Regions from separate parts of the Homo sapiens genome. Here region 1 is linked to region 2. Evidence: chromatin loops called from intact Hi-C (ENCODE). Cell type or tissue: K562. All regions are shown on one strand. Region 1 overlaps CD2AP (CD2 associated protein). Region 2 has its middle 57 kb from the start of CD2AP.

Evidence for each region. Peaks named below come from ENCODE experiments on the same cell type or tissue, not always from the same donor. Only the 100,000 strongest peaks of a DNase experiment are listed, where the experiment ranks them.
Region 1: a loop joins it to region 2, with 3.0 times the contacts of the local background. A loop is called at or near these places in 1 of 110 quality-filtered maps.

The regions. Positions count from the first base shown.
Region 1 is chr6:47,494,582-47,498,581 of GRCh38, forward strand. All of the region lies in intron 1 of CD2AP (CD2 associated protein), which reads left to right. Among named protein-coding and RNA genes, the nearest start is that of CD2AP-DT, 19 kb to the left of the region's middle. RefSeq lists enhancers at 2,183-2,752, 2,753-3,321. In K562, no CTCF peak of the experiment used is centred here; DNase peaks (open chromatin) are centred at 956 and 1,731; H3K4me3 peaks cover 411 bases.
Region 2 is chr6:47,419,044-47,423,043 of GRCh38, forward strand. No RefSeq gene overlaps it. Among named protein-coding and RNA genes, the nearest start is that of CD2AP, 57 kb to the right of the region's middle. RefSeq lists a cis regulatory region at 1,358-1,871. In K562, no CTCF peak of the experiment used is centred here; a DNase peak (open chromatin) is centred at 1,608; H3K4me3 peaks cover 396 bases.

The DNA.
Region 1 (4,000 bases), 76 kb after region 2:
TCGCAGTGGTTACTTTTCTTTTCCTCCTTGCCAGAACTATAAGGGGATCCTTCTTGGCTCTTTACTGTGAGAATCTGGCAGTACCATAAAACCCACAATAGTGTGGGGACTCCCCCATAGGACAGCATTCTCCTAGGAGTTTCCCACTTTCATGCTATTCCACAGTCAGCCTCCAGCAAGTCATCAAAATTACCATTTAAGTGTTTGTACTGGATTGAATTTTTATCCTCAAAAAAGGTATGTCTGAGTCTTAGCCCTTCATACGTGTAAATGTTACATTATTTAGAAATAGTTGGCTGGGCATGGTGGCTCACGCCTGTTGTAATCTGAGTACTTTGGGAGGCCAAATTGGAGGATCACTTGAGCCAAGGAGTTCGAGACAAGTCTGGGCAGTATAATGAGACCATGTCTCTACAAAAAAATTTCAAAAAATTAGCCATGCATGGTGGTGCACCCCTATAGTCCCAGCTACTCAGGAGATTGAGGTGGGAGGATCACTTGAACCTGGGAGGTGGAGGCTGCAGTGAGCCGAAATTACTCCATTGCACTCCAGCCTGGGTGACAGAGTAAGGCTTTGCGTCAAAAAGAGAGAGAGAAATAGTCTTTTCAGGTGTGATTAAGGATTTCGAGATGAAGAAATTCTTAATAAATTGAATGATTGGTGTCCTTGGAAAAGAGTAAGGAGAGGGTGAGATTTGAGATGGAGACGTAACAGTGGAACAGTCACGTCAAGATGGAGGTAGAGGTTGGAGTTACGTAAGCAAAGGAACACTAAAAATTGCTGGCAGCCACCAGAAGCCAGATAGGGGCATGGAGTGATTCTTCAGAGTCTCCAGAAAGAACTAACCCTGCTGATACCTTGATTTTGCCCTCTCGCCTCCCGAAAGAGGAGAATAAATTTCTTTCAAGCTACCCACTTTGTGATGGTTTGTTACAACTGCTGTAGGAGACTACTAGTGTTCCTGCTAATTTATGGCTCCAGCAGCTTCTACTCTAGGTAATAAATAGATCTCGTCCGTGACTCTCTGGCTTTACCTGCCTCCTGTCTGTATCTTTAGGTGGTAGTTTGCTCTGTGTCCTCAATTTTCTAATGGGTCCAAGGAAATTAAATGATTTTCAGTTGGTTTAGCCTTTTTCTTGTAAGGGTGGGAGTGATGACTTTAAAGCTTTTTACTTGTTGGAGCTGAAACTGCCAGTTGAGTATTTTAAAAATTTGTTTGTTCTTTCTCCCCACAATTTTTGGCGTTTTTATGCTTTTTCTGTTATTTTAGTGATCACTACATGCATTCTCAACTTATAAAAACCTGATGTTAATAACTTTACTCTCTTATACCATACAAGGATCTTGGAACAATTTTAACTCCCAACTTTGTTACTGGTTCTGTTATTTTAATTTTTCTGTATTTTTAATTTCCTATATGATGTTACTGTTTTTATTCATTTGGTGTTTTTATACCTGTATACTTACCACTTCTTTTGTTTTTCCTTTCTTTTCTACATTGCTGATACTTCATATTTAATCTTTTTCCTTTCCTTTGCTGTTCTCAGAGAACATCCATCAGAGTTTTCTTTTTGTGTAGCAAAGTCCCACTTCTGGCTTGTCAGAAGTGTCCTTATTTTTTCTTCTTTTTTAAAGGATATTTTCTTGGGTGTAGAGAGTTTAAGATTTGTAGGTATTTTCTTTCCACACATTTAAGATACTAATCTGCTTCCTTCTGGCTCCCATCGTTGTTGCTAAGTCACCCATTAGTCTGAATGTTGCTTCTTTGATAACCTTTGTTTTACGATTTTCTTTCCTCTTTGTCTTTCACTTTTTGCAGTTTAATATTACAAACTTAATTATGAATAAGTTTAAAAGAGCAGGGAATTTAACCCTATTTACCATATGGCATTTTCTCTAAGGGAAATAAAATAGATTTTCTTTGAGTCAATGAACTTCTTAATTATCACAGATGTATGCAGTTATGTGGTGCTATAAACATTTTTGCTGTAATATTGAACAAACCACTTTAATATTTACTGCTTAAAAATCTTGTCAAAGTAATTCCTGCACGTGATATACAAATATAAAAAATACTAAATGACTTACAAACACTATTTCCTTGCCTCATTGTTCTCTGCTTCTATTCTCATTCTCCATAGGGAAACCACTGTCTAAATCTATCTGTTTTAATGTTTTGGCTTTCATCTTTCTAAATAATTAGTTTCTGTTGTTGATTTTGGTTTATTTTTAACTTGAAAATATTTAGCTTGCTTATTTATAATCTCATGTTTTCTCTTTATCTGAACATAGTAAGGGTTTATACTTTTATTTCTTTTTCTAGCAACTAATAGTGTATTTGTGGACTTAGCACTTTGTATGATAATGATATTCATCCCTTTACTCTTTCCTTTACGAACCTCCCTCTCTCAATTCTTTTTCGGAATTATTATCCTTTATAATATCAAGGCTGTTAACATTTCTATTTTGTTCTACAACCATAATTTAGTCCTTTTGTTTTGCTGTACGATAATTTGATTGTCAAAGTTAAAATAATTACTTTCACATTATTATGACCATGTCGTGTTTTTTTTTTACTGTGAAGCCAAGTAGTACATATGATTATATTTTTCCTTTCCCCTTTTTGCTTTCCCCTTTTTCCTTTCCTTTCCTTTTCCTTTTCTTTTTTCCTTTCCTTCCCTTCCTTTTTTCCCTTCCTTTCCCTTTTCCTGTTCCCGTTCCCTTTTTCCTTTCCTTTCCTTTCCTTTCCTTTCCCTTCCCTTCCCTCCCCTTCCCCTTCCCCTTCCCCTTCTCCTTCCCTGTCGCCTTCCCTTTTTCCTTTCCTTTCTGTCCTTCCTGTCTTGATCTGTTGCCCAGGCTGGAGTGCAGTGGTGCGATCTCTGCTCATTGCAGCCTCCACCTTCTGGACTCAAGCCATTCTCTCACTCAAGCCATCCTCTCACTTCAGCTTCCCCAGTAGTTGGGACTGTAGGTGCGTTATCATTACTCCTGACTACATTTTTTTGGTATTTTTGTAGAGATGGGGGTTGCCATGTTGCCCAGGCTGGTCTTGAACTCCTGGGCTCAAGAGATCCACCCACCTCAACCTCCCAAAGTGTTGGGATTACAGGTGTGAGCTGCAACTGCACCCGGACAATTATATTTTGAGCATTTTACAGTTCTTTGCCTTTCCAAAAGTTTCTAATCATCTTTAGTTTTTTGTCCTTAACTGACTTTCTTGTCTCTGAGTTCCAGATTTGTAAGGATAGCATACAGTTTTACAGTTTGTGCCCCATGCTGCTTTTCTCTCAGATACCTCCTAGAACTTTTTGTCTCCCGTTTAGTATAGACTGTTTGTTCCTTAGATTTGTTGCGCAGCTGCAAATTTAGTACTTATTTTATTCTGAGGTTGGTGCCACTATTTCTTGGATTTCATGTCTTCCTCTGTTTTGGTTCATATTTTAATTTTGCGCAGCTGCAAATTTAGTACTTATTTTATTCTGAGGTTGGTGCCACAATTTCTTGGATTTCATGTCTTCCTCTGTTTTGGTTCATATTTTAATTTTGCTGGATAACATTATGTAATTTCATATGTGAGAGTTAATTTTCTTTATTGTTGCATGTGTGAAAATGTTATATCCTATGCTTGCCTGCTGATTTGGCAGAGTATGCAATTAATTTTCCTTCAATACTTCAGTGACTTTTAATTTTTCTTTTTCTAGAATCCAGTATTGCCAATGAGAAGTGTTCCAAGATGATTCTCAATCTTTTGTAGATGAAATTTTTATTTCCTGTCAGAGAGCTTTCTAGGATCGTTTATTGTTATTATGAAATTGCACCGAATATGAATACGTTTTAAAATTTGTTCATTTCATTGGATTCTCACAGACCTGTTTCCATTTGAAGATTGTTTTAGGATTATTTTCTTGTATTATTTCATGGTTAATTCCCCGTTTTTTTCTCCTTGAATTTCTGTTAATTGGATGTTGGATTGATTGGGCCTTTTCCTTATTTTCATCT
Region 2 (4,000 bases):
TCCATAGACATTCCATTTCATCCTATTACATACCTAATTTGGTCCCCAGTACAGCTATTTCTAGCTACCCACAAAATCATTTTTAAATACCTAAATGTCATTTGGTTATTATGCCAGAAAGCAAAATATGATTCAGAAATGTAAGTTTTTTCCTTCTATGTTAGAAGGGGAAAAAAAGCACATAGGCTAAAATCTTGATTTAAGCTCTAATTAGCAATAAATCTCAAACCACTTTTAACCTCAGGTCATTCCTGGGTTTTGTAAGAAACCAATAAAAACACATTAAAAGTTTTAGAACTTTGGAGAAAAAAGCTTTAGAAAATGAGTTTGACTTTTAAAATTCTAAAGAAGAAGAAAATAAAAAGAGCTTAGAAATCTCTACCTTTCAGCTTCAAATGCTGGAAGGGGGTTTTTAAGCCTAAAGATGTCTTATGAAAAATTACTGTTACAATCAGTCACTAGGAGGAGGATAACCATTTTTTTAAATAAGAAGGCCAGGCATGAACATTTCAGAATTCCACATTTCTAGTTTAACCAAAGAAAGTTGTCTCCACATTGGCTTTTCTTTTCACTCTGTTTAAAAACAATGAGGTTTCCTGCAAAGGAAATAAATAAAGGGATAGGTACATAGAGCAATTCACTTTTCAAATGCTTTTCCTACATCATGTATAATTATGCCTTACATCTGATTAAAGAAGAGGAATTTCCCCTAATCATCAGGCTCCTTGGCTTTGGCTATGACTGCTTCTTGTCCAGAAATACCTTGGGTATGAATAAACCTGGCAAAGCCTCCTTTTTCATGGATAATCATTAACCAGCAAATCAAATCTCATTTACAATTAGATCATGTTGACTCTCCCTTCCCAGAACTACAGCAAGAATAAAAAGAGGAAGAAGACAATTAAATACAAATTAATTTCTGTTTGATTCTCAAGAACTGGATAATTCTGGCTTTCTTTCCTCATTTTTCTCCAAAAATATCCCAAATGATTATTCAGTTAGCTATTACATTATTTTTAAACAATATAGTAATAAGTTTTCCTTAGAGATACTATCCCCCAAATGAATAACAAATGGATGAAAGGCAGGAAAACGAAACAGAAAGGCAGTAATAAGCCAACACATATTGATTAAATATACTATTTATTGTATGCTTAGCAATGTTGCCAAAACCTTGTATTTTGTTAGCTGAATTTGGCTTGAAGTTTCCCATGGTAGAACTCAACTTCAATATCTTCTGCTTTTCATCTTGGCAAATACTTAATCAACTTATTAAGAAAAAAAAAGAGCATCCCTGCCTCCGGCATTCAGTTTTCTCCTTTGCATTCTGTACGTTGTTGTCTGTCCTGTAGAAGAGTGAGCAGCTGGGATTCTTGACTCCTCTATCTCTTCCCCACCACCAGCTCAATGGCTAGTGGGCTATTAGGAAGCAGTATGGCTTCCAGGTGTTGTATCAGATGCTCAACTAATCATAGCATCAGAATTAAAATATTTAGTTGCAAGGAAAACAGCTGTGGGTGGCTGAAGGACCAACCTTCTAAACTCTGAGTCATCCCCTGGAATGGACTGCTGTGTAAATATATTCACACCCACCCAATTTATCTCGACCTCCAGAAATTATCTTGAACAAAGCAGGCATTTCACTGCATTGGCTCTCAGACTTGCCTTCCTGGAAACAACCTTTTCTGGAAGGGAGGCTCAAGACATATTTACTAAGAACTCTGAACCACCAGGAAGCCTTAAAGCAAGACCTGTGCTTCTATAGTTCACATATTCTATCCTATGAAAGATGTAGATAAGTATTAATTTAGAATCTTCTTCAACCTGTTCAGCTGTGTTGCAAAATAGTAGATACGTTTCCCAGTAAAGAATTGAAATACCAGCAACTGGCACTGATAGCTAATGCTCCATTATTTCTGTGCATAAATCCACGCTGAACTTCCCTTTTTTTTCTTGTTTTTTGTTTTTTTGAGGCAGTATTTCACTCTGTCACCCAGGCTCACTGCAACCTCCATTCCCAGGTTCAAACAGTCCCCCCACCTCAGCCTCCCAGAGTAGCTGGGACTACAGGTGTGTGCCACCACACCCAGCTAATTTTTGTATTTTTTTTGGTAGAGACAGTCTTTCACCATGTTGGCCAGACTGGTCTTGAACTCCTCATTTCAAGTGATCTGCCCGCCTCAGCCTCCCAAAATGCTGGGATCACAGGCATGAGCCACCATACCCAGCCTATGAACATTCCATAACCATTTTGCCCTTGTGATGTCATCACTCTACCATTTTGTTTCTGGACTATCTCCCTGCAACGTAAGTTAACATGTGCTCAGGTAATAAAATTTATTATAATGTTAATATGGGTGAGTAAAATAAGTAGTAAAAATTATATTAAGACAAAGTATTTCCTTATTTCTCATTATTCTAAAATTTTTTCCTCCATTGCCTGTCAATTTAAATATTTATATACTCAGCAACCATTTTTATTAGTTATTACCTTAAGTTTAATATTCTGCTCTCAATTCTAAAAGGTATTTGGGGAAAAAAAGGGGAGTAGCGGGACAGATCAATGAAATTATGTAGATAATCAGTAATAAAACCAAGACTGGGCCATACACAGTGGCTCACGCTTGCAATCCCAGCACTTTGGAAGGCCGAGACATGCAGATTACCTGAGGTCAGGAATTCGAGACCTGCCTGGCCAACATGGTGAAACCCTGTATCTACTAAAAAATATAAATATAAGTTGGGCGTGGTGGCGCGCGCCTGTAGTCCCAGCTACTCGGAAGGCTGAGGCAGGAGAATTGCTTGAACCCCGGAGACGGAGGTGGCAGTGAGCCGAGATCGCGCCACTGCACTCCAGCCTGGGCGACAGGATGGGATTTTGAGACTCCGTCTCTAAAACAAAACAAGACTGGCTTATATTTTATTCCCTCAACGTGCTTCTCTGTTTTTGAGACAAGACAGGGTCTGTCCGGTCTGTCAGCCAGGCTGGAGTTCAGTGGCACTATCACAGCTCACTGCAACCTTCCACCTCCCAGGCTCAAGCGATCCTCCCACCTAAGCCTCTCTAGTAGCTGGGACCACAGGTGCGCACCACCAAGCCTTGCTAATTTTTGAATTTTTTTGTAGAGACTAGATCTCCTTCTGTTGCCCAGGCTGGTCTCAAACTCTTGGAAACAAGCAAACCTTCCACCTCAGCCTCCCAAAGTTTTGCAATTATAGGCATGAGCCACCACACCCAGCCTGTTTGCTTCATAACATGCATTAATCAAGGTAACCCACCACTCAAACTCAAATAAAACCAAACACCTCCAATCAAGGGACATTTACTATTCTCTACTGGTGAGATTTTATTCCCAGAATTCGACATCATCCTCTGCAAATAAATCATTTCTCTGCATTTCATAGCCAGGTCCGATTAGCTTTGCACATAGTTTTCTTTTCATGTGTACACAATGGCAGCCTAGTGAAAATCCTTCTCTTCTTATTGCTATTAAGCTACAGTGGAGTTTCCTACAAGGCAGATTTGAGTTTAAGCCCATCTCACATTCTGTACAAGGTTCTCATTGTTGAAAGAACTCACTACATATAACTCAGTTTTACCAATAACACTTCCCCAGCATAGGCTCAAAAGAGAGACGTTCCCTATCCTACCTATAAACTCATTTGAGAACTAAATATGAAATATCCCAAATGTCATTTGACCACATCATAAAAAGGGAGCAAAACTTGTTGAAGTTTAAATTCCCTTATGTGTCATATTAAGGAGTTAGATCATTGGAGGCATTTCGAGCCCATGAATACTGATTTTGCACTTTCTGTAACATTTTAAGTAAGGTCTTACGCAGAGGTGGGACATATCTTTAGAAATTTATTTTACGTATTTACAGTTAATGAGATTTCTCCCTTTTAGAAGAGCTTCTTATTTGTCATGCTCCCACCTTCTTACCCAGGGTAGTTTAAGATGGTTTTATATGTTAAAAAGAATCCACAGAACAGCTCA